Linked DNA regions of Homo sapiens: region 2 is linked to region 1. Evidence: read pairs that join two places in POLR2A ChIA-PET (ENCODE). Cell type or tissue: OCI-LY7. All regions are shown on one strand. Links, peaks and the distances in the headings refer to the core of each region. The heading gives the core; the rest is flanking DNA. Region 1 overlaps SHKBP1 (SH3KBP1 binding protein 1). Region 2 overlaps BLVRB (biliverdin reductase B).

Region 1 (8,008 bases), core at 1-8,000:
GGGATGGCAATAAGTGAGGTGCAGGAGGGGGCAGAGCCAGGAGCCCCCAGGACCCCCTGGGAGCAGATCCTGTGGGTCAGGGGCAGAGCCTGGCTGGGTTCACTGAGGGACAGAGCTTCGGGGAGCAAGCTTTTGCAGATGGTGAGCCTGGAACCCCTGAAGCCTAGGGCCTTGAGAAGGGATCAATTCTTTGAGAAGATCATTATAAATTCAAGGCTCCACCCTATATTCTCTGAAATACAAGCCCCTTCTCTCCCTAAGGCACCACCCTCAGAGCTTCACTCTGCCCCTAATCACCTCTTTTTCCAGAGTTTCAGGCCACACCCTTTCCCACAGAAAACTGGGACGTGACCACATGTAGGATCCCAAGCCCACCCCTTTCATGTTTGCTTCGCTTTGGGGTTCCAGGCCCCATATCCCAAAGCAGTTGGATTCTTAAGCTTCCCAGTTCTGTAGCGTTAGCCCCGCCCCCACCTCGTGGATCCCAGGCTCCACCCACACAGGGTACTAGGCCACACGCCGTGACCACAGAGCCCACCCCAGACCAAGAATGGCAACTGATCCAGTTGCACCCCCCACCCCCCACTCCTGCTCCTTCTTCCAATCCAGGAGGGTGTGCAGGACTGACGGGGAAGCCCTTCACCCCCGCTCACTGTGAGACACACAGGCTGACTCACACGGCTACACACCATTACTGCCACCTACAGCAATCCATGCCTCCATCCCACACTGACACCCAGAAATCTGGGTCCAGCACCGTCCAGGGACACACAGTCCCTGGGGCAGGTGACGACGGCACTCACACTCCATTCACAGCTATTCGTGGGCTGTCCCAGAGCCCGGCTCTGCCCCATGACTGTACTCCATGACCCTGTTTTTGTATAACCCCCAAGACCCCTGCTCACATGACCCTGCAGGACAGCATATCCCTACCCGCTTCCCCCCTCACCACCTCCTACCCTGTGGCTGGAGCATTTGCTGGGGGCGCTGCTGAAATTTCTCCCTTCTGTCCGGGATCCAGCGCATCTTCAATGCTTGTTGCTAGGCAACATCCTCTGGCTCACCACTGCAACTTCCGGCGTTAGCCTCCCCTCCCCCTAGAATTTGGAGTCCCCAGCTCCCCATCCCTCCCATCAGTGTCACTATCTCCCAGGATCGTGTCTATGTCACCTCTTGAATCCTAACTCATCTCAACCCTTCAGAATCCCTCAGAGTTCTAGTCCCCCCGCATTCCAGAATCTTCCACCCCTCCCCCCATGCCCTCTCACGCACAAAAACACACAGAGTTAATACTATACTAGGATAATACTATCTCTAGCATTTAAAAAACCCAGCTCTTCAGTGTTCTAGATTTGCTAACATCCCAAATTCTCCTCTCTCTCTCCCTCTCTCTCTCTCCCCCCCCACCCCCTCCCCCAGAATAAGGCCGGCTCACGTCTGTAATCCCAGCACTTTGGGAGGCCGAGGTGGGAGGGCAGATCACTTGAGGTCAGGAGTTTCAGGCCAGCCTGGCCAACACAGTGAAACCCTGTCTCTACTAAGAATACAAAAATTATCCAGGCATGGTGGCGCACGCCTGTAATCCCGGCTACTCAAGAGGCTAAGGTGGGAGGATCACTTGAACCCGGGAGGCAGAGGTTGAGGTGAGCTGAGATCACACCACTGCACTCCAACCCGGGCAACAGAGAAAGACCCTGTCTCAAAAAAAAGAAATAAAGAAAATAATAAAAATTTAAACATGAAATAAGAATAGAATGACCAGCATTTCAGCAACACGAGCGTTCTGGATTCTCCGGCCTGGAAAAAAAAATGACTCTAATATTCTAGATCTGTGAGCATTACAAAACACCACCATATTCTAGATTTCCTGACCTTCCAGGCCCTCCCCCTACATACTAGATTTCCTAACATGCCAATATCCCCCAATATTCTGAATATCCTGGCATGTAAAAAATTTTCTAGAGTGTGAGGCTGGGCATGGTAGCTCACACCTGTAATCCCAGCACTTTGGGAGGCTAAGGCAGGAGAATGGCTTGAGCCCAGGAGTTTGAGACCAGCCTGGGCAACATAGTGAGACAATGTCTCTACAAAAAAACTTAAAAAGTAGCTGGCTGTGGTGGCACACACCTGTAGTCCCAAATACTCAGGAGGCTGAGGCAGGAGGATCACTTGAGCCCAGAAGGCCGAGGCTGCAGTGAGCCATGATTGCACCACTGCACCCTAGCCCGGGCAACAAAGCAAGACCCTGTCTCAAAAACAAACAAACAAAAACAAAATTAGGGTTTGAGGTGCACAGCTATTTCAGAACACCCCGGTTTCAGAGGCACTCACCTTTTACGTCTCCCATTTGTGTTCCAGATTCTCTGATAATCCGGAATCTCCTGCCATTATGGATTTCTTGGAACGCAAACAAACCTTCCAGTGCTCTGGAAGGGCGGATAGTCCAGGATCTCTCCCATTCTCTAGATTTCCTAGTAATCCAGGTTCCTTTCTGTATCCTATAATTCTCAGCATTCCAGACATCCTGGCATGCAAGATATTCCTACCGGTGGAGATTCATGGGTATGAACTCCCCTTGACACTCCCCTATTCTAGAATCAGTGATTTTTCAGGTCCTTTTTGTCAGAAACTTCTATATTCTGGATTCTCTGATAAGCAGGGGAGAACTCTAATATTGTTAATCCATGAGCACTCCAGAATATCCTTGTGTCCGAGATGTCCTAATGTTCGAGACCCCTCTCTACTATGTTTCAGAAGCTCTGGCATTCCAGAAACTATGGAATTCTAGAATTAGCATGTTCTAGTATTCTCTACTCCTAGTCTGTCCCCACTTTCTGTCCCTTTTTTATTGGCACAAGGAAAAAAGATGCAGAAAATCTCCTCAAGGAAGTGCCGTAGGAACGGGCATTATTTGGGGAAAAAAAATCCCAAGGCCAGCCAGGAAAGGTGGCTCACGCCTGTAATCCCAGCACTCTGGGAGGCCGAGTTAGGTGGATCATCTGAGGTCAGGAGTTTGAGACCAGCCTGGCCAACATGGTGAAACCCTGCCTCTACTAAAAATACAGCAGGACACATGATCCAGGCTGCAATAATGGAAGGCCTTCATCACACTGGCCACAGTAATTGGTTCAGGAATGGCCACCTGACTTAATTCAAGCCAATGAAAATCAGTCTTGTGATTTTTGCTGTTGCTAGGGAAGAAAGAGTTGCTAAGCAGCTGCTTAGAGTCACCTTGCCACAGAGAGAAAACCTGATTGAAGATGTATTCCAGAGGTAAGTGAAGTTAGGAGATAAAAAGATATTCTGGGCCGGACACAGTGGCTCTCGCCTGTAATCCCAGCACTTTGGGAGGCTGAGGTGGGCAGATCACCTGAGGTCAGGAGTTCGAGACCAGCCTGGCCAATATGGTGAAACTCTGTCTCTACTAAAAATAAAAAAATTAGCTGGGCATGGTGGTGCACACCTGTAATCCCAGCTACTCGGGAGGCTGATGCAGGAGGATTGCGATTGCTTGAACCCGGGAGGTGGAGGTTGCAGTGAGCTGAGATCATACCACTACACTCCAGCCTGGATGACAGAGTGAGACTTTAAAAAAGAAAAGAAAAAAGAAAAAAAGATATTCTGAATTAGTGTTTGAAGCCCCGGATCCAGCCATGCCTGAAGGCAGAGTAAAAGCCAACACATTCCTCCCCTGCAACACCTTTTTTGTTTTGTTTTGTTTTTGAGACAGGATCTCACTCTGTCACTCAGGCTGGAGTGCAGTGGTGTGATCATGGCTCACTGTAGCCTTGGCCTCCTAGGCTCAAGCGATCCTCCCACCTCAGCCTCCCAAGAAGCTGGGACCACAGGCATGCACCACCATGCCTGCTTAATTTTTGTATTTTTTTGTAGAGATGGGGTTTTGTTATGTTGCCCAGGCTAGTCTGAAACTTCTGAGCACAAGCAAACTGGCCTCCCAAAGTGCCAGGATTATAGATGTGAGCCACCATGCCTGGCCTCCCTTTGCTTAAACAAGAGAGGTAGATGTTCCTGATTTTGCATATATCGGGTTGGGTCCCACATCTTCCCCACCCCTTTCCTGGGGAGTCCCAAACCTGCTAAGAATAAGCAAGATGTTGGCAGTGAGGACTTTATTGGGGAGGGTGACTTTGGCTTCCAGAAAAGAGGGAAGGTGGGGACCTAGTAACAATAACCATTTATTCCAAGGAGGCCCTGGCCCTGAACCCGGGGTTCCCACAGGAATCAGGGAGGCACCTGAGTCCCCCAGGACCAGGGCATCCCAAGGCATCATGGCAGCTGCGTTGTTCAAAAGGAAGTTTCATTGAGCTTCATCTTGGGAGGTGTGAGGGGAGTGCCGAGACCGCTGGAGGGCCACGGGGCTGGTGTGGGTGGCCGTCGGAGGTCTGGCCCACTCCGCACCAGTTCCTGGCAGCGTTCCACAAAGCTGCCCCCACCACGGCGCCGGGCCTCAGCCTGCGGGGGGCTTGGGCTCCCACGGTGGCCAGACAAGGAGGTGTTGCTGGAGGCTGAGTGGAGGCTGAGGAAGTAAGGACAGTAAGTGCACGTCATCACGGGGCAGCTGGGCCACTCTGTCCCCGGGAACACCATGCTGTCCCCTCTCCCCTCATTGCACAGAAGGGGCAGTGGAGTTGTGGCTACCTGGTGAGGGAGATGCGGGGTGAGGGGCTGGGGAGACAGCCCCATGAGGGAGCTGAAGGAGCCGGCGGGGCCAGCTCACAGTGTTCCAGCTGTTCCATCAGCTCTTGCTCCGTCAGGCCACCTGCTGGGGGGCACGGAAGCAGGGTCAGGGGGCAAGACAGGGGTCATAGGGCAAGGGCCTGGGTTGCATTGCAGTGCAAGCACCGAGGGTCAGGACAGGAGAGAGGAAGCAGAGATCAATGCATGGGGGCCAGAGGCTGAGACAGGGGTTGAAAAACAAGGGCAGGAAGGGATGGGGAGCAGAGAGGGGGTCAAAGGAAAAGGGGTCAGAGGGCAAGGGCCTGGGAGAGAGATCAAGCAGTTGGCAGTGGAGAGTGGTTCTGGGTGAGGCTGTGGGGCTTGGGACGGGATTGGGGTGGGGCAGGGAGTACCAGGGGCCTGGCCGAGGCCGTCCATGGCGGTGGTTAGGTCCCACATGGCCAAGCTGCCGTTGGCCTGGCCAGTGAGCAGGTAGCGCCGGGGCCGAGAGCCGAGCCGCCGGGAGCCCTCGCACTCCAGCACTGTGAAGGCTGTCGTGGGTGAGCCGTCCACGGAGCGCACGGAGCACACCCTGGGGGGTGCAGTGGGGGAGGTGGTCACCCTCGCTTTCTCACCCTTCCTCGTCCCAGTCCCCACCACTGTGGCTGCAGTTCCTGCCTCTCCAGGGGCCATCCCAATCTTTATCCATCCCTAGCCTGCTTTTGAGTTCCAGTCCCAAGGGTCCAGCAGCTCTTGGACACCGCAGCCCCAAACACCCAGGGAGTCTCCCAGAGCTTCTGCTCTTCCCTGCTCCCACTGCAGGGAAGACCTGAGGCCCGTCCCAGCTGCTCCCCCACCTCCTATCAGCCTCCTGGCCTCCTCCCTGGGCTCCTGGCCTCCCATCAAGCCTCCTTTCATCCCCCATGCAGTGGCCACGGCTCCCCGCACAGGACAAAGCCTCAGCCCTTCCACAGCCTGACAAGGCCCGCCCGCATCTGCACCCCATCCTCACCTCCTGTTCTGTGCTCCAGCCCAGGAGCCCACGTGTCCTTCCCATGTGACCCTATTTGGCCCTTCTCAGCCTCTGCACATACAGTTCCCTCAGGCTGGGGCCCCCTTCCCCTGCCTTCTTTCTTCTGCTCCTTCCTACTTGTCCTCTAGGTCTCTGCTCAGAGTCCCTTCATCCAGAACATCCTCCGAGGCCCCTTTCCCAGCTGAAGCAAGGCTCCTACAGCTCCCTGGGTCTCCTCCATCCCATCCCGACCCCTGCCCCTGGTCCCCCTATCCCACCCCAACCCCTCCCCCTGGTCCCCCCATCCCACCCCGACCTCTCCCCCTGGGCCCCCATCCCACCCCTCCCCCTCCGCCTGGGCCCCCCATCCCACCCTGACCCCACCCCCTGTGCCTTCAACCTGGCCCTGCCTGCACTGGGCTGGCACTGCGCCAGGTCAGTCCCACCAACACCTGTCACACCTTTGATACCAGAAGACAAACCTACCAGGCCTGTCCTCCCTCCCAGCCTTTGCTCCTTCAATGCTCCTTGGCTGGGACCCCTTTCTGGCCTCAGTGATCTGGCTAGCATCTTGCCTTCTCCCCTGACCTCCCTCCCTGTTGGACAGGACTGTCCTCCCTCCCTGTTGGACAGGACTGTCCTCACCGCTGCCCAGTAGATGAGAGACGCACGAAGAGCTGGCTGGCACTGGGCACCACCTTCTGGATGAACACTTGCTGGTCGTCCCGCTCACCGTAGGGGCCTGGGCCAGGCAGGGGCAGGGGTCAGGGCCAGCTGGGATTCCCTCAGCCTCAGACTTCCTTCCCCACTGATGAAACCCACCACCCCAAGACCCCAGTCCCATCCCCAGGTTGTTAGAGTTGGGCAGGGCCAGAGAGGGCTGGGGGGTTGTGGCAGTCAGTGGAGCTCAGGTGCCTCAAGGATCAGGACACCCCAATCGTTGCAGGCTCCTGGGTCAGGTGGCCGCAAGTGGGAATCAGCGGAGGTCAACAGGGGTCAGGTAAGGGGGTCAGTGGGGTGGGAAGGCCAGGAGCCAGTAGGCACCAATGTCATTGCCAGCACTGCAGCCGCCATGCCCATCTGCCGACTCCAGAGCCAGGATCTTAAAGGAAGCGAGTGGGGTGGAGCCGGGCTGGGTGGAAATCATGCCGCGGAAGCGAGTCACAGACCATGTCCGCACGTGGTTGTTGTCGGCACAGACTGAGGGGCACAAGGAGAGCAGGAAGTCAGGCCTGGTGCAGGCATCAATGCTGCCTGCCCGTCCAGAGCCTCAGGACAGCCCCGTTTCAGGAGGGTCAGCCCTTGCTGAGTTCTTCCCTTTCAGAGAATCCTTTCCTCCCCAGAATTCCAAATGTTAAAAACCCTGTTGCCTCTGCCTCCAAAACTGTTCCAGAGCCTGATCTCACCTTGCCCTATCCTCTGCCCCACACCGGTCCTGGTCCATTTCGTCACCTGCCTGGACCGTATCAGCACGCCCCTCCCAGAGGTCCCTGCTCCTGTCCTATCCCAGTAGTGTGCTCCCACGGGCAGCCAGGTGGAGCCTGTGAACACCTGAAGCTAGTCATGTCCCTCCCCTGCTCGGAGCCCTCTGTGGCTCCTGCCCTTGTCACCTCCATACCCTCATCTCCTCCCATTCTCCCCCTCATTTACTCTGTTCCAGGCACAAGTGGCTCCCTGCACTTCCTCAGGCATCCTCTCACCTCAGAGCCTTTGCAATGCCTGTTCCCTCGGCCTGAATGCTTGTCCCTACCAATCTGCACTGCTCATTCTGTTATTTCTGCTCAAAGGTCCTTCCTCAGGCCTTCCCTGAATGACCCCTCTCCAGCGACTTGACACTCTCTAGCCACACACAGCTTCATGTTTATTCATAGCCCTTATCATTGCCTGGTGTTGATTTAGATTATTTTATTAATATTTTATGAGATAGAGTCTTGCTTTGTTGCCTGGGCTGGAGTGCAGGGGTGCAATCATAGCTGATTGCAGCCCCTGACTCTTGGGCTCAAGTGATCCCTCCACCTCAGCCTCCCAAGAAGCTGGGACCCCAGGTGCATGCCACCATACTTGGCTAATTTTTTAAAAATTTTTTGTAGAAACAATGTCTCACTTTGTTGTCCAGGTTGGTCTCACACTCCTAGCCTCAAGCAATCCTCCCACCTTGGCCTCCCAAAGTGCTGGGATTATAGGCATGAGCCACAGTGCCCAGCCTGATTTGCATTTTTATCTATTTATTTTTGAGATGGAGTCTCGCTCTGTTGCCTAGGCTGGAGTGCAGTAGCATGATCTGGGCTCTCTGCAATCTCCGCCTCCCAGGTTCAAGCA
Region 2 (15,343 bases), core at 165-8,164, 130 kb after region 1:
GGTGGTGGTTGTTCGCACTCCCAGAGAGGATTTACTAAGCCAAGCTTGCTCTGTCGTCTCTTCACATGAGAGCTTTCAAAATGGGGTGGGAACTAGTATCACCCTACTTGACAGATGAGAAAACTGAGACCCAGAGAGTGACTTGCCCAATATCACACAGCTGTTAACTGACAGGACTGGGATTTGAACTCAGCTCATGCTCTTAACCACCACAAGTCCCCAGGCTGGAAACTGAAAAAGTTGGGGGGTCAGGTTGCTGCGAGTACCTAATGGGAAGGAGTCACAGAGAGACATGAGTGAAGACTTGGGGACAGCAGTCCTGGGAAAGTCAATGAGGGCTGAAAATTTGGAGTTGCCCCAGGAGAGAGGGCAGAAAAGGGGATAACCATCCCCCAGCACTCCCTGCCCCCACAGCCCAGACTTGACCAACTCCCAGCTGGGCCTGGGACTTCCAGATATGGGGCCCCACCCTTGCAGGCCTTGGGGACGCTGAAGATATTGACTATCTGCGTGCCCCAAAAGGGTGGAGGCCAACAGGACCCCACTCTGCTGTCTCCCTTGGAGGGACTCTGAAAGTTCTTCTCTAGGTCCATAACTCTCCCCTTCCCCAGGGAGACCACGTGAGGATCTTGACTTGTGGAGAATGGGGAGCTGTGGGCCTCTCAGTAAAAACCAGTTTGCTGATAAGCATTTATTCGGGAGTAATGGAGAAGGAAGTAAGAGAGAGAAGTTGAGAGGCGCTGAGTCACCTGGAAATCCACTAATTCCACCGAATTCCACTCGCCCACCCTGCTGGTCATAGCTGGGACTGCACTCAGAGGGTTAAGAACTGGAGCCTAGGGAGCTTCAGAGCTGTGGCTCTGAAAAATCTCTTCCCAGCTCTCAGCTTTGCTGTCCCCCTCAGCAAAGGGAAGGGCTGGCCAGGCACGGTGGATCATGCCTATAATCCCAGCACTTTGGGAGGCCAAGGCGGGAGGATGGCTTGAGGCCAGGAGTTTGAGACTAGCCTGGGCAACGTAGCAAGACCCCATCTCTACAAAAATACAAAAAAAAAATAAATTAGCTGGGCGTGGTGATGCATGCCTGTAGTCCCAGCTACTCAGAAGGCTCAGGTGGGAGGATTGCTTGAGCTCAGGAGTTCAAGGCTACAGTGAGCTGTGTTTGCACCACTGCACTCCAGCCTGGGTGACAGGGTGAGACCCTGTCTCTCAAATTTAAAAAAATACATAAAAAGAAAGAAAAAGAGGCTGGGTGCGGTGGCTCACGCCTGTAATCTCAGCACTTTGGGAGGCTGAGGCAGGTGGATCACGAGGTCAGGAGTTCGAGACCAGCCTGGCCAATATAGTGAAACCCCGTCTCTACTAAAAATACGAAAAATTAGCCGGGCATGGTGGCTGGTGCCTGTAATCGCAGTTACTTGGCAGACTGAGGCAGGAGAATAGCTTGAATCCGGGAGGCAGAGGTTGTGGTGAGCCGAGATTACGCCACTGCATTCCAGCCTGGGCGACAAGAGTGAAACTCTGTCTCAAAAAAAAAAAAATTAGCTGGGCACAGTGGTACGTGCCTGTAATTCCAGGTACTTGGGAGGCTGAGGCACAAGAATCGCTTGAACCTGGGAGGTTGCAGTGAGCTAAGATTGCATCACTGCACCACTGCACTCCAGCCTGGGTGACACAGCAAGATGAAAGGAAAGAAGGAAGGAAGAAAAGGAGGGAGGGATGGAGGGAGGGAGGGAGGGAAGGAAAGAAGGGAGGGAAGGAGGGAGGGAGGGAGGGAGGGAGGGAGAAGGGGCTTGGATTAACTGGAGTTCACAATGGTTCTGTAGGGCCAAGAGTCTTAACAGGCATGAACTCTGGTGCCAGCCTGCCCACATTCAAGTCACCAGCTCTGCGGCTTACAGCCTTTGTGACCAAATGCCTTGTCATCTGTGTACCTAGATATGTGTAAGATCATGACAAAACTGGTAGTACTTGCCCTAGGGCTCTTGGGATAATTAAATGAGATCTTATATAGGAGGTACTTAGACTAGCATTGAATTTTGCAGTCTCTGGATCAGACTTACTTAGGTAAAAATTCAACCTTCTCTACCTACTAGCTGTGTGATCCTGGCCCGGTTGCCTAAAATTGCCTCAGTTTCCCCATCAATGTGGACAGGATAATGATACCTACCTTGCAGGGTTGTTGCAACCTGATGCTTCTCAAACTGTGAGTTACAATGAGATCTGAAACATATGGTCACAACGTGTATCAACAATATAGGGTAACAAATGATGACATAGTATCAAAATGTATCACATGTTAAGTATTAGTTTTGTGAAACTCATTTTAATTATATATGTATGCGTTTGTGTACACCAGGTTAGGCAATGAAATTTTTTGTATTGATGGCTGATTTTTTTTTTTTTTTTTTTTTTTTTTTGAGACAAGAGTCTCACTCTGCCGCCCAGGCTGGAGTGCAGTGGCACAATCTTAGCTCACTGCAAGCTCCGCCTCCCGAGTTCAGCCATTCTCCTGCTTCAGCCTCCCAAGTAGCTGGGACTACAGGCGCCTGCCACCATGCCCAGCTAATTTTTTTTGTATTTTTAGTAAAGATGGGGTTTCACCATGTTAACCAGGATGGTCTCCATCTCCTGACCTCATGATCCGCCCGCCTCAGCCTCCCAAAGTGCTGGGATTACAGGCGTGAGCCACCACGCCCGGCCAATGGCTGAGATTTTCAAAAAGCTTAAAAAGAGGCCAGGCACCATGGCTCACGCCTGTAATCCCAGCACTTTGGGAGGCCAAGGTGGGCGGATCACAAGGTCAGGAGATCGAGACCACCCTGGCTAACACCGTGAAACCCCATCTCTACTAAAAATACAAAAAATTCGCCGGGTGTTGTGGTGCACACCTATAATCCCAGCTACTCTGGAGGCTGAGGTGGGAGAATCGCTTGAACCTGGGAGGCGGAGGTTGCAGTGAGCTGAGATTGCGCCACTGCACTCCAGCCTGGGCAAGAGAGTGAGACTTCATCTCAAAAAAAAAAAAAAAAAGAATGCCCATATTGGCCCATGCAAGCCCCTGCTGCTCCCCCATGTGTGAGGGCAGCACAGATCTTGTGTCATTCCCCTATGAAAGGTGGTCACATAGCACGGGGAGGCTGGTGCTGTGATCCTCACTTCAGAGATGAGGAAGCTGAGGTCCAATCACGGAAGAGGTTGCATGAGGTTCCTCAGCTGGTAAGTGGCAGAGCTGGAGTTTGGATCAAGGTCCCTGGGGCAGTAATGCCTGTGCTTTTGTGTTTACAAAGGTTCAGGGAGATGGCAGAAAACATGACACAGTCCCTGGACCCACAGGGTGCTTGGTTTGCTGCAGGTCAGCATAAAGAGGGCTGTGACAGAGGAAGTACAAGTTACTGGGGGGACCGGGTAAAGAGGGTAAAGGGTGTTCCAGGCAGAGGGCACAGCACGTGCAAAGTCCAGGAGGCAGGAAGCAGCACCATGCATTTGAGGAACTGAAAGAAGAGCAGTTGGGGCCGGGTGCAGTGGCTCATGCCTGTAATCCCAACACTTTGGGGGGCTGAGGCAGGTGGATCACACAGTCAGGAGTTCGAGACCAGCCTGGCTAACATCGTGAAACCCCATCTCTACTAAAAATACAAAAAAATTAGCCAGGCATGGTGGCAGGCGCCTGTAATCACAGCTACTCAGGAGGCTGAGGCAGGAGAATCGCTTGAACCCATGAGACGGAGGTTGCAGTGAGCCGAGACTGCACCACTGCACTCCAGACTGGGCAACAGAGCGAGACTCCGTCTCAGAAAAAAAAAAAAAAAAATGTGCTGTGGGTGAAGAGGGCAGAGGCTTCAGCAGAGCCTGGAGAGGAGAAGCCAGATCCCGAGGGGCCTGGAAGGCTGGCATGAGGAGCATGGGTTTTATCACAGGGCATTTCAGGCTTGCGGGAGGCAACTGAGCAGAGAGGCACTTAAATATTACTGTGGAGAACTCTGTCTGGCTGCTGTGTGGAATATGGATTGGAGAGGGCAGGACTGGGTCCAGGAGCCCAGGGAGGACCCAGGAAAGGGACCAGGAAGGAGACGTAGGCCTGGATCAGGCCAGGAGATAAAGTTGCAAAATGGTTACAAGGTGTAATAGGCCACGCTCGGTAGCTCATGCCTGTAATCCCAGCACTTTGGGAGGCCATGCCAGGCAGATTACTTGAGTCCAGGAGTTCGAGACCAGCCTGGCCAACATGCAAAACCCCATCTCTTTTTTTAATTTTTTTATTGTGTCTTTTTGGGTTTTTTGGTTTTTTATGTTTATTGTTGTTGTTGTTGTTTGTTTTGTTTTGTTTTGTTTTGTTTGAGACGGAGTTTCGCTCTTGTTGCCCAGGCTGGCGTGCAATGGCACAATCTCAGCTGACTGCAATCTCTACCTCCTGGGTTCAAGCGATTCTTCTGCCTCAGCCTCCCAAGTAGCTGGGATTACAGGCATGCACCACCATGCCTGGCTAATTTTGTATTTTTAGTAGAGGCGGGGTTTCCCTGTGTTGGTCAGGCTGGTCTTGGACTTCCAACTTCAGGTGATCCACCTGCCTTGGCCTCCCAAAGTGCTGGGATTACAGGCGTGAGCCATCGCGCCCAGCACCAGGTAACTCTTATTTCTGTGCCAGGTAGTAGCCTAAACTTTTTGTTAATTTAATTTAATTTAATTTAATTTAATTTATTTATTTATTTTTGAGACAGAGTCTTGTTCTGTAGCCCAGGCTGGAGTGCAGTGGTACAATCATAGCTCACTACAGCCTCAGCCACCTGAGTAGCTGAGACTACAGGTTGCGCCAGCACACCTGGCTAGATTTTTTTTATTTTTTTTGCAGAGACGGGGTTTCACTATGTTGCCCAGTCTGGTCTCAAACTCCTGGCCTCAAACAATCTTCCTGTCTTGGCCTCCCAAAGCACTGGGATTATAATAGGCATCAGCCCAGGAATTTGAGGTTACAGTGAGCTATGATTGGCGCCCCTGCACTCCAGCCTGGGCAACAGAGCAAGACCCTGTCTCTAAATATATATATATATATATATATATATATGTTGCTATTACAGTATACCCAAATGTTAACATCCTTTGCCAATGTTTAAAACAAAGGAAGAAATATGTTAGTTGTGAACTTTAAAATGTGTGTGTATGTGTGTGTGTGTTGAAGAGAAACAAAATTATCCAAAATTATTTTGGGAAGGAACATACTAAGACAATATTAAAAATCTTTAATGACCACTAAAGGAGGGCTGGGCTTCCCAGCAGTAAGGCTGGGCAGCAGGGGCTGGGACCAATCCCAGCACTGGTCAGTCTGTAGGCAACCCATGTCCCCCTCAGAACCTCAGTTTCTTCCAGGACCATGGATGGGAGACAGAGACCAGTGCAATGCCTGCATTAACCCTTTAGTTGTTAGAGGGTAGGGAAGTTGCTGGCTGGGTACAGTGGCTTACGCCTGTAATCCTAGCACTTTGGGAGGCCAAGGTGGGTGGATCACCTGAGGTTAGGAGTTCAAGACCAGCCTGGCCAACATGGTAAAACCCTATCTCTACTAGAAACACAAAAATTAGTTGGATGTGGTGGCATGCGCCTGTAGTCCCAGCTACTCGGGAGGCTGAGGCAAAAGAATCGCTTGAACTTGGGAGGCGGAGGTTGCAGTGAGCTGAGATCATGCCACTGTGCTCCAGCCTGGGCAACAGAGGGAGACTCTATCTCAAAAAAAATAATAATGATAGCCAGGTGTGGTGGCACGTGCCTGAACCCGGGAGGCGGAGGTTGCAGTGAGCCGAGATTGTGCCACTGCACTCTAGCCTGGGTTACAGAGTGAGATTCCGTCTCAAAAAATAATAATAATAATAAATAGAAGGTAAGGAATTTACAGGGTGTGGTGCTTGGAGGCTTCAGTTCAGATTATTTATGAATTATCATGAAGGTATGGTCTTTTTTTTTTTTTTTTTTTTTTTTTTTTTTTTTTTTGAGATAGAGTCTCGCTTTGTCATCCAGGCTGGAGTGCACTGGTGCAATCTCTGCTCACTGCAACCTCCGCCTGTCGGGTCAAGTGATTCTTTTGCCTCAGCTTCCCAAGTACTTGGGATTACAGGTATGTGCCACCATGCCTGGCTAATTTTGTATTTTTAGTGGCAATGGGGTTTCATCATGTTGTCCAGGCTGGTCTCAAACTCCTGACCTCAGGTGATCTGCCCGCCTCAGCCTCCCAAAGTGTTGAGATTACAGGCGTGAGCCACCATGCCTGGCCAAGGTATGGTCTATTTTAATAATCAGCCCAATACTAAGCATCAACTGTAGGTATGCCAGCAAAAATGTTTGAAGGCCACGGCGCAGTGGCTCATGGGGAGGCTGAGGCAGGCAGATCACCTGAGCCCAGGAGTTCAAGACCAGCCTGGGCAACATGGCAAAACCCCTTCTCTACAAAAGATTGCAAAATTAGCTGGGTGTGGTGGTGCACACTGTGGTCCCAGCTACTTGGGGTGCTGAGATGGGAGGATCAGTTGAACCCCGGAGGTTGAGGCTGCAGTGAGCTGTGACTGCACCATTGCACAGCAGCCTGGGCAAGTGAGCAAGACCCTGTCTCAAAAACAAAACAAACAAAAAGAAAAAACCAAAAATGTTTGAAGACCACTTCCCCAGAACAGAGGAGGGGATGGATTTGAGAGTTCATGGTGGCTTCTAGGACCCAGCTCCTGGAGCCCAAGAGTGCCAGCCCACTGACCAGGCTCTCTGCTCCTCTTTGCCCACAGGTTACGAAGTGACAGTGCTGGTGCGGGACTCCTCCAGGCTGCCATCAGAGGGGCCCCGGCCGGCCCACGTGGTAGTGGGAGATGTTCTGCAGGCAGCCGATGTGGACAAGACCGTGGCTGGGCAGGACGCTGTCATCGTGCTGCTGGGCACCCGCAATGACCTCAGTACTGAGCCCCCCCTCTGCCCACGGCCCTCCCCTACACCTCGGCCCCCAGCGCCACCCCCGCCCCCGGCCCCGCCCCTGCCACCCCTGCCGCCGCCGCCGCCCACCAGTGACAGCCACTCTCTGTCCCCTCTAAGGTCCCACGACAGTGATGTCCGAGGGCGCCCGGAACATTGTGGCAGCCATGAAGGCTCATGGTGTGGACAAGGTCGTGGCCTGCACCTCGGGTGGGTGGTGGGATCATGGAGGTGGGGCTGAACTGGGGGGTACTGGGGAGGCAGCCCAGGGGCCTCTGAAAGGTGACGCTGAAGCCATTCCATGTTACTGTGCATTTACTGAACACCAGCTGTGTGCCTGAACCTTACTGGGTGATGCTGGGGACACAGTGGTGACCTGTACAGCCCTGGGCCCTGCTCACACAAGGCTCACAGAGAGAGGTGGTAAACAGATCCATGATCAAACTGACATCCAGATCATCGGAGCTGGGATCGGGAGGCAGGCAGAGGGGATAGGGCCACAATGGGAGAAACTACAGGACTATGGGAGCCCAGAGGAGGCGTCCGACTTAGGCTGAGAGAGGTCAGGGTAGGCCTCCCAGAGGAAGTGATAGAGCTGTGGATAGACACTAGGTCTCTGCCCTCACAGAGCTCCCGATTATGGGGACACAGACATTAAGCAAATAGTTGCCCTGTATAATCATTTATTTATTTATTTATTTATTTATAGTTATTTTGAGGTTTGTTTGAGATAGAGTCTTGCTCTGATGCCCAGGCTGGAGTGCAGTGGCGTGATCTTGGCTCCCTGCAACCTCCGCCTCCCGGAGGTGGTTCTCCTGCCTCAAGTGATTCTCCTGCCTCTGCCTCCCAGGTAGCTGGGACTACAGGTGTGCACCACCATGCCCAGCTAATTTTTGTATTTTTAGTAGAGACAGGGTTTCGCCATGTTGGCCAGGCTAGTCTCGAACTCCTGACCTCAAGTGTGTTTCATGACACAAATTGCCTCCCTGGAAAGGGAAGTGGCATGAGGGAGGGCTGCCTGATGATTGTAATTACACTCCAGGCAGAGGACAAAGCAAGCAAAGAGGCCTGGAGGCCAGACCTAGTTGGAGGGTAGGAAGCAAAATCATTTATGGCTTTTTTCCTCAAGCTCTGAAATGGAAAAGTAATACACGAGTAAACTTGCGATTTCAGAATGGTTCACTTTTTTTTTTTTTTTTTGAGACTTTCTGTCACCCAGGCTGGAGTGCAGTGGTGCAACCATGGCTCACTGCAGCCTCAGTCTGGGTTCAAGTGATCCTCCCCACTGCAGCCTCCCAAGCGGCTGGGACTACAGGCATGCACCACCACACCTGGCTAATTTTTTGATATTTTTGTAGAGACAAGGTCTTACTTTTGTTCGCAGATTGGAATGGTCTGCTGTTAATTTTAGTTTTGTTTTTTTCTCCCATGTCTTTTTTTCTTTGAGATGAAGTCTGACTCCATTGCCCAGGCTGGAGTGCAGTGGCGTGGTATCAGCTCACTGCAACCGCCACTCCACCTCCCGGGTTCATGGTGCCTGGGACCAAGATCGTGGCCCACAGTGATTCTCCTGCCCCAGCCTCCTGAGTAGCTGGGATTACCGGCGCCTGCCACCATGCCCTGCTAATTTTTGTATTTTTGGTAGAGACAAGGTTTTGCCATGTTGGCCAGGCTGATGTTGAACTCCTGGCCTCAAGCAGTCCTCCCACCTCAGCCTTCCAAAGTGCTGAGATTACAGGTATAAGCCACCACGTCCAGACTCTCCCATGTCTTAAAAACCAATTTAACTGGTTAAGTTTTGCTTCCATGAAAAAGACAAACCTGTAAAATTGATTTAATTTGCTTTCTTTTTTCTCATTTTTTTTTGTTTAGATTGTTTTCTAAATATTAAAGTCTTAGGTGTGCCAGGATTTTTTTTTTCATTAAAAAAAAAACAAACATAGAGACAAGGTCTCGCTCTGTCACCCAGGCTGGAGTGCAGTGGCCTGATCATAGCTCATTGTACCCTTGAACCCCTGGGCTCAAGGAATCCCCTCACTTTAGCCCCTCAAATAGCTGGGGCAACAGGTATGAGCCATTGAGTCCAGCTTAACTTTTTATCTGGAAATGATCTTAAACTTACAGAAAAATTGAAAGGACACCAGTACACCTACCGTCCTCTGTTCACAGACACACAATGTTTTTTTTCTGACCCATTTGAAGTTAGCTTACATACATCATGGCTGCTTACTTCAATGTGTAGGTCCTCAATATACTTTTTAACTTTTTATTATAAAAATTTTTAAACAGAAAAGTTAATAGTCGTGTGAACAACCATATTCCTTTTCTTTTTTTATTTTTAAGTTTGTAGCTATCTATCTATTTATTTATTTATTTTGAGACCGGGTTATAAGGCTGGCTAATTTTTGTATTTTTGGTAGAGATAGAGTTTCGCCATGTTGCCCAGGCTGGTCCCGAACTCCCGGACTCAAGCGATCCACCAGCCTCAGCCTCCCAAAGTGCTGGGATTACACCTGAGCCACTGCACCTGGCCAACAGCCATATTCCTGATTTTAAAATTGTGATTGTGTTTTGTAATTGGTTTATCTATGCACATACACATACACAAATAGATTTTGTTTTTGTTCTCCTAAACTATTTGGGTTTTTTGTTTGTTTGTTTTTATTTGAGACAGAGTCTCATTCTGTCACCCAGGCCGGAATACAGTGGCGTGATCTTGGCTCACTGCAACATCCACCTCCTGGGTTCAAGGGATTCTCCTGCCTCAGCCTCCTGAGTAGCTGGGATTACAGGTGCCTGCCACCACATCTGGTTAATTTTGTGTGTGTGTATTTTTAGTATAGATGGGGTTTCACCATATTGGGCAGGCTGGTCTGACCTCAAGTGATCTGGCCTCCCAAAGTGCTGGATTACAGGCATGAGCCACTGCGCCCAGACTTCCTAAACTATTTGAAATGGAGTTGCACACCCACAGACACCTTCGGCAAGTCCCAAGAAAAAGGACTTTTCTCTTCCAGCACCACAGTGCTATTGTCACACTTTAATTATCTTCCAGCCTCTAATTATTAGAGTTTAATCTTCCCTCCATATTCAAATGTCAAGGTAAAAGATTAGAAAGATTTTTGTCATCTAAGGAGCTTGGAGTTTATCCATTAGGGCTTGGGGAGGATTGTTTTTTATGGAGGCATCTGAGAGGATTAGAAAGAAACCCAGAGTAAGGCCAGGCACAGTGGCTCACGCCTGTAATCCTAGCACTTTGAGAGGCCAAGGTGGGCGGATTGCTTGCGTCCAGGAGTGCAGGACCAGTCTGGGCAACACAGCAAAACTCCATCTCTACAAAAAAAAAATACAAAAAATTAGCTGGGTGTGGTGGTACACACCTGTGGTCCCCAATACTTGGGAAGCTTAGGTAGGAGGATCCTTTGAGCCTAGAAGGCAGAGGTTGCAGTGAGCCGTGATGGCACCACTGCACTCCAGCCTTGGCTGCAGAGCAAGACCCTGTCTCAAAACACAACAAAACAGCCGGGTGCTGTGGCTCACGCCTGTAATCCCAGCACTTTGGGAGGCCAAGGTGGGTGGATCACGAGGTCAGGAGATTGAGACCATCCTGGCTAACACAGTGAAACACCGTCTCTACTAAAAATACAAAAAATTAGCCAGGCGTGGCGGCGGGTGCCTATAGTCCCAGCTACTCGGGAGGCTGAGGCAGGAGAATGGCGTAAACCCGGGAGGAGGAGCTTGCAGTGAGCTGAGATCGTGCCACTGCACTCCAGCCTGGGTGACAGAGCGAGACTGCCTCAAAAAAAAAAAGAAAAAAGAAACTAGGGGTAAGTTAGAGACTGGATTTGAGATTGTGAACTGGAGACTGGAGGCTGCAGACAAAAACCCACTTCACACTCTGCACCGCAGTTTTCTCATCTGTAAAGAGGAAATCCTAGACCAGGCGCAGTGGCTCACGCTGTAATCCCAGCACTTTAGGAGGCTAAGGCAGGTGGATCGCTTGAGGTCAGGAGTTCGAGACCAGCCTGGCCAACATGGTGAAACCCCGTCTCTACCAAAAATACAAAAACTAGCCAGGTGTGGTGGCACACGCCTGTAATCCCAGCTACTCAGGAGGCTTAGGCAGGAGAATCACTTGAAACTTGTAGGTGGAGGTTGCAGTGAGAATGATGTCATCATAGCTCGCTACCGCCTCCAACTCCTAGGCTCAAGGGATCCTCCTGAGTAGCTGAGACCACAGGCATGTGCCACCATGCCCATCTAATTTTTAAAATTTTTTTGTTGCGACAGAGTCTGGCTTTGTTGCCCAGGCTGGTCTCTGTGACACACCTTTTTATAACCACTAACATTACTCAAACTATTTATTTATTTCTTTTTGTTGAGACAAGGTCTTGCTCTGTTGTCCAGGCTGGAGTGCAGCGGTGCAATCACAGCTCACTGCAGCCTCGAACTCCTGAGCTCAAGCGATCCTCTCGCCTCAGCCTTCTAAGCAGCTAAGACCACAGGTCCCCACGCCTGGCTAATTTTTTAATTTTCTGTAGAGACAGGTCTCACCATCGTACCCAGGTGAGTCTAGAACTGCTGGGCTCAACTGATCCTCCTACCTCAGCCTCCCAAAGTGCTGGGATTACAGGTGTGAGCCACTCTGCCCAGCCTTTGAACAATTTATATCATCCCAGTTTGCACATGAGGAAACAAGAAGCTGGCCAGTGGTCGATCCAGTACTTGACTTTAGGCAAAACCCAAGCTCTTTAACTATTCACCAAACTGCTCCTAAAAATATTTAGCATAGTTCTTGGCTTGAGGTAAAAGTTCTATAAATGTCAGCTGGTGTAGCTTGGCCAAGTTATAGCTTGTTGAAAGCTAATTCCTGAACAAATATTTAGTAAGTACCTACAATGTTCCAGATGCTTCTAAGGGCTGGGATTGGAGCAGGAAATGTGATAGAGTCACAGGATAACTCTAGCGTGTGGTGGCAGGGGAAGGGTCCTAGGGAGAAAACAAGGCCCCAAGAAAAGGGATTGGTAAACTGGGCTGGGGGAGACAGGATTTTGCAATTTTAAACAGGACAGTCAAGAAAAGCTGCATGGAAAGGTGACCTTTGAGCAAAGTCTGCAAAGAAAACAGGGAGCCATGTGGCTACGAGAGGGAAATGGCAAAGGGTCCTGGGTCACACCTGTAATCGCAGCATTTTAGGAGGTCGAGATGGAAGGATCGCTTAAGCCCGGGAGTTCAAAACTAGCCTGGGCAACTTGGTAAGACCTCCATCGCTACAAAAAAAATGTTTTTTTCTTTTTCTTTTGAGACGGAGTCTTGCTCTGTCACCCAGGCTGGAGTGCAATGGCACGATCTCGGCTCACTGCAACCTCTGCCTCCCAGGTTCAAGGGATTCTCCTGCCTCAGCTTCCTGAGAATAGCTGGGATTACAGGCATGCACCACGACACCTGGCTAATTTTTGTGTTTTTTTTGTTTTGTTTTGTTTTGTTCTGCTTTGTTTTTGAGATGGAGTCTTGCTCTGTCTCCCAAGCTGGAGTGCCGTGGCGCGATCTCAGCTCACTGCAACCTCCGCCTCAAGGGTTCCAGCAATTCTCCAGCTTCAGCCTCCTGAGTAGCTAGGACTACAGGCATGCACCACCATGCCCAGCTAACTTTTGTATTTTTACTAGAGATGGGGTTTCACCATGTTGGCCAGGCTGGTCTCGAACTCCTAACCTCAGGCGATCTGGCCTCCTCAGTCTCCCAAAGTGCTGGGATTACAGGGGTTAGCCACCAGACCCGGCCTAAAAAAATTTTTTAAATTAGCCAGGCTTGGCCGGTATCATGCCATTGCACTGCAGCCTGGGTGGCAAGAGGGAAGGAAACTCTGTCTCAAAAAAAAAAAAAAATAGTGGGGTTTGGTGGCTCACCCCTGTGGTCCCAGCTCCTCAGGAGGCTAAGGCAGGAGGATCACTTCAGCCCAGAAAGTCAAGGCTGCAGTGAGCCGTGTTCACGCCACTGTCCTCCAGCCTGGACAACAGAATGAGACCCTGTCTCAGAGAAAATAAAAAAGAGAGGGAAATGCATCAGGGGCAGAGGAATCAGACATTGCCAAGGCTGGGAGGCAGAACCTGGCTGGAGCAGAGGCGTGTAAGAGAGAGTGGTAGGCAGAGTAGGCAAGGACGTCAGAGGGCTGATGGGGCCATATCAGGTGGGGCCTTGAGGGCTGGCCATGGGGACTTTGCTTCTACCCTGAGTGAGATGGAGCTATGGATGTGAACTGATAGGGGTGTTCACGGGCTCCTTGGGAGGAGGGAAGGAGGGGCTGAGAGACCAGGGAGTAGGCTGCTGGGCTGGTCCAGGCAAGAGGTAACAGTGGACAGGACCAGGCGGAGTGAGAAGAGGTCAGATTTGGAATTATTGTGATCAGCAGACAGCTCTTACCTGGGGTGTGAGGGAAAGAGGAGCCCCAGAGGACTCCCCTGTTTTTGCAACTGGAAAGCAATGGTCAGCCATGGCAGGGTTTTGTCCTGGCATCAAGACAAGCGAGCCCTTGGCTGGGCACAATGGCTCATGCCTGTAATTCCAGCACTTTGGGAGGTGGAGGAGGGTGGATCACCTGAGGTCAGGAGTTTGAGACCAGCCTGGCCAACATGGCAAAACCCTGTCTGTACTAAAAATACAAAAATTAGTCAGGCCTGGTGGTGTGCACCTGTAATCCCAGCTACTGGGGAGGCTGAGGCAGGAGAATTGCTTGAACCCGGGAGGCAGAGGTTGCAGTGAGCCGAGATTGCGCCACTGCACTCAGCCTGGGTGACAAAGCGACACTCTGTCTCAAAAAAAAAAAAAAAAAGACAAGAGAGCCCAGGCTGATCCTGCCCTGTGTTCCCTCCAGCTTTCCTGCTCTGGGACCCTACCAAGGTGCCCCCACGACTGCAGGCTGTGACTGATGACCACATCCGGATGCACAAGGTGCTGCGGGAATCAGGCCTGAAGTACGTGGCTGTGATGCCGCCACACATAGGTAAGCAGGGCAGGGACCTGGTGGCACCAATGCCATCTGCCTGTTCCCTCCTGCCCTCTGGGGAGATCTGCAAGGCCTTCCCTGACCACCCTAAAATTGCAAACCTTCCTATGATATTGTGACATATATATTTGGCCTTTGTCCCTGTTTCCTGGCATACAACTCCTAAAATCCTTGGAATCTCCAAAATGGTAAATGTCTTTTTCTATGCTAATGAGTTCACTGAGAGCTGGCAGCCCCTAGGCAGCTTCAGGTCTGGTCACCAGAAAGACTAAGGCTGGATTACAGGGTTGGGACTTTCACCTCTGGGGAGTGGTGAGGGATTGAAGGTTGAGGGGATTACCACTGGCTAATGGTTTAATCCATTATGTCTATGGATTCTGGGGCTTCAGCCTCCTGAGTAGCTGGGATTACAGGCCTGCATCACCATGCCCCGCCATGGCTTACATTTCTAGTATGGGAGATAGAGATTAGATAGATAGATAGATAGATAGATAGATAGATAGATAGATAGATAGATACATAGGCCAGGCATGGTGGTTCACACCTGTAATCTCATCACTTTGGGAAGCCAAGACGGGAGGATTTCTTCAGCCCAGGAGTTTGAGACCAGCCTGGGCAACATAGACTTATCTCTACAAAAAAAAAAAAAAATTAGCTGGGCGTCGTGGCACACACCTGTGGTCCCAGCTACTGGGAGGCGGGAGGATGGCTTGAGCCCAGGAGATCAAGGCTGCAATAAACTGTTGCCCAGGCTGCTGTACTCCAGCCTGGGTAATAGAGTGAGACCCTGTCTAAAAAAAAAAAGAAAAAGACAAGAAAAGATAGATATTAATGGCCGGGTGCGGTGGCTCACGCCTGTAATCCCAGCACTTTGAGAGGCCGAGGCGGGCAGATCACAAGGTCAGGAGATCGAGACCATCCTGGCTAACATGGTGAAACCCCATTCTCCTGCCCAGCCTCCCGAGTAGCTGGGACTACAGGCGCCCGCCACCACACCTGGCTAATTTTTTGTATTTTTTAATACAGACGGGGTTTCACAGTGTTAGCCAGGATGGTCTCAATCTCCTGACCTTGTGATCCGCCCGCCTCGGCCTCCCAAAGTGCTGGGATTACAGGCGTGAGCCACTGCGCCTGGCTTTTTTTTTTTTTTTTTTTTTTTTTTTGAGACAGAGTCTTGCTCTGCCGCCAGGCTGGAGTACAGTGGTGCGATCTTGGCTCACTGCAACCTTTTGCCTCCTGGGTTCAAGTGATTCTCCTGCCTCAGCCCCCCGAATAGCTGGGACTACAGGCGCGTGCCACCACGCCCAGCTAATTTTTGTATTTTTAGTAGAGACGGGGTTTCACCATATTGGCCAAGATGGTCTCGATCTCTTGACCTCGTGATCTGCCCAC

Evidence for each region. Peaks named below come from ENCODE experiments on the same cell type or tissue, not always from the same donor. Only the 100,000 strongest peaks of a DNase experiment are listed, where the experiment ranks them.
Region 2: POLR2A ChIA-PET joins it to region 1 with 18 read pairs; 21 of 35 experiments call an interaction of 5 or more read pairs at or near these places.

The regions. Positions count from the first base shown.
Region 1 is chr19:40,587,505-40,595,512 of GRCh38, reverse strand. SHKBP1 (SH3KBP1 binding protein 1) reads right to left here. Exons shown (of 18, transcript NM_138392.4): 14 at 6,734-6,889; 15 at 6,335-6,431; 16 at 5,091-5,269; 17 at 4,660-4,783; 18 at 4,116-4,537. The coding sequence ends at 4,306. It also overlaps a transcript of LTBP4 not described here. Among named protein-coding and RNA genes, the nearest start is that of LTBP4, 9.9 kb to the left of the region's middle. In OCI-LY7, for the core only: no CTCF peak of the experiment used is centred there; DNase peaks (open chromatin) are centred at 1,052 and 3,152; H3K4me3 peaks cover 1,088 bases.
Region 2 is chr19:40,449,969-40,465,311 of GRCh38, reverse strand. BLVRB (biliverdin reductase B) reads left to right here. Exons shown (of 5, transcript NM_000713.3): 2 at 6,767-6,931; 3 at 7,068-7,157; 4 at 13,820-13,948. Among named protein-coding and RNA genes, the nearest start is that of BLVRB, 8.1 kb to the left of the region's middle. RefSeq lists an enhancer at 374-493. In OCI-LY7, for the core only: CTCF peaks have their summits at 577 and 776; DNase peaks (open chromatin) are centred at 791 and 3,481; H3K4me3 peaks cover 977 bases; H3K27ac peaks cover 2,728 bases.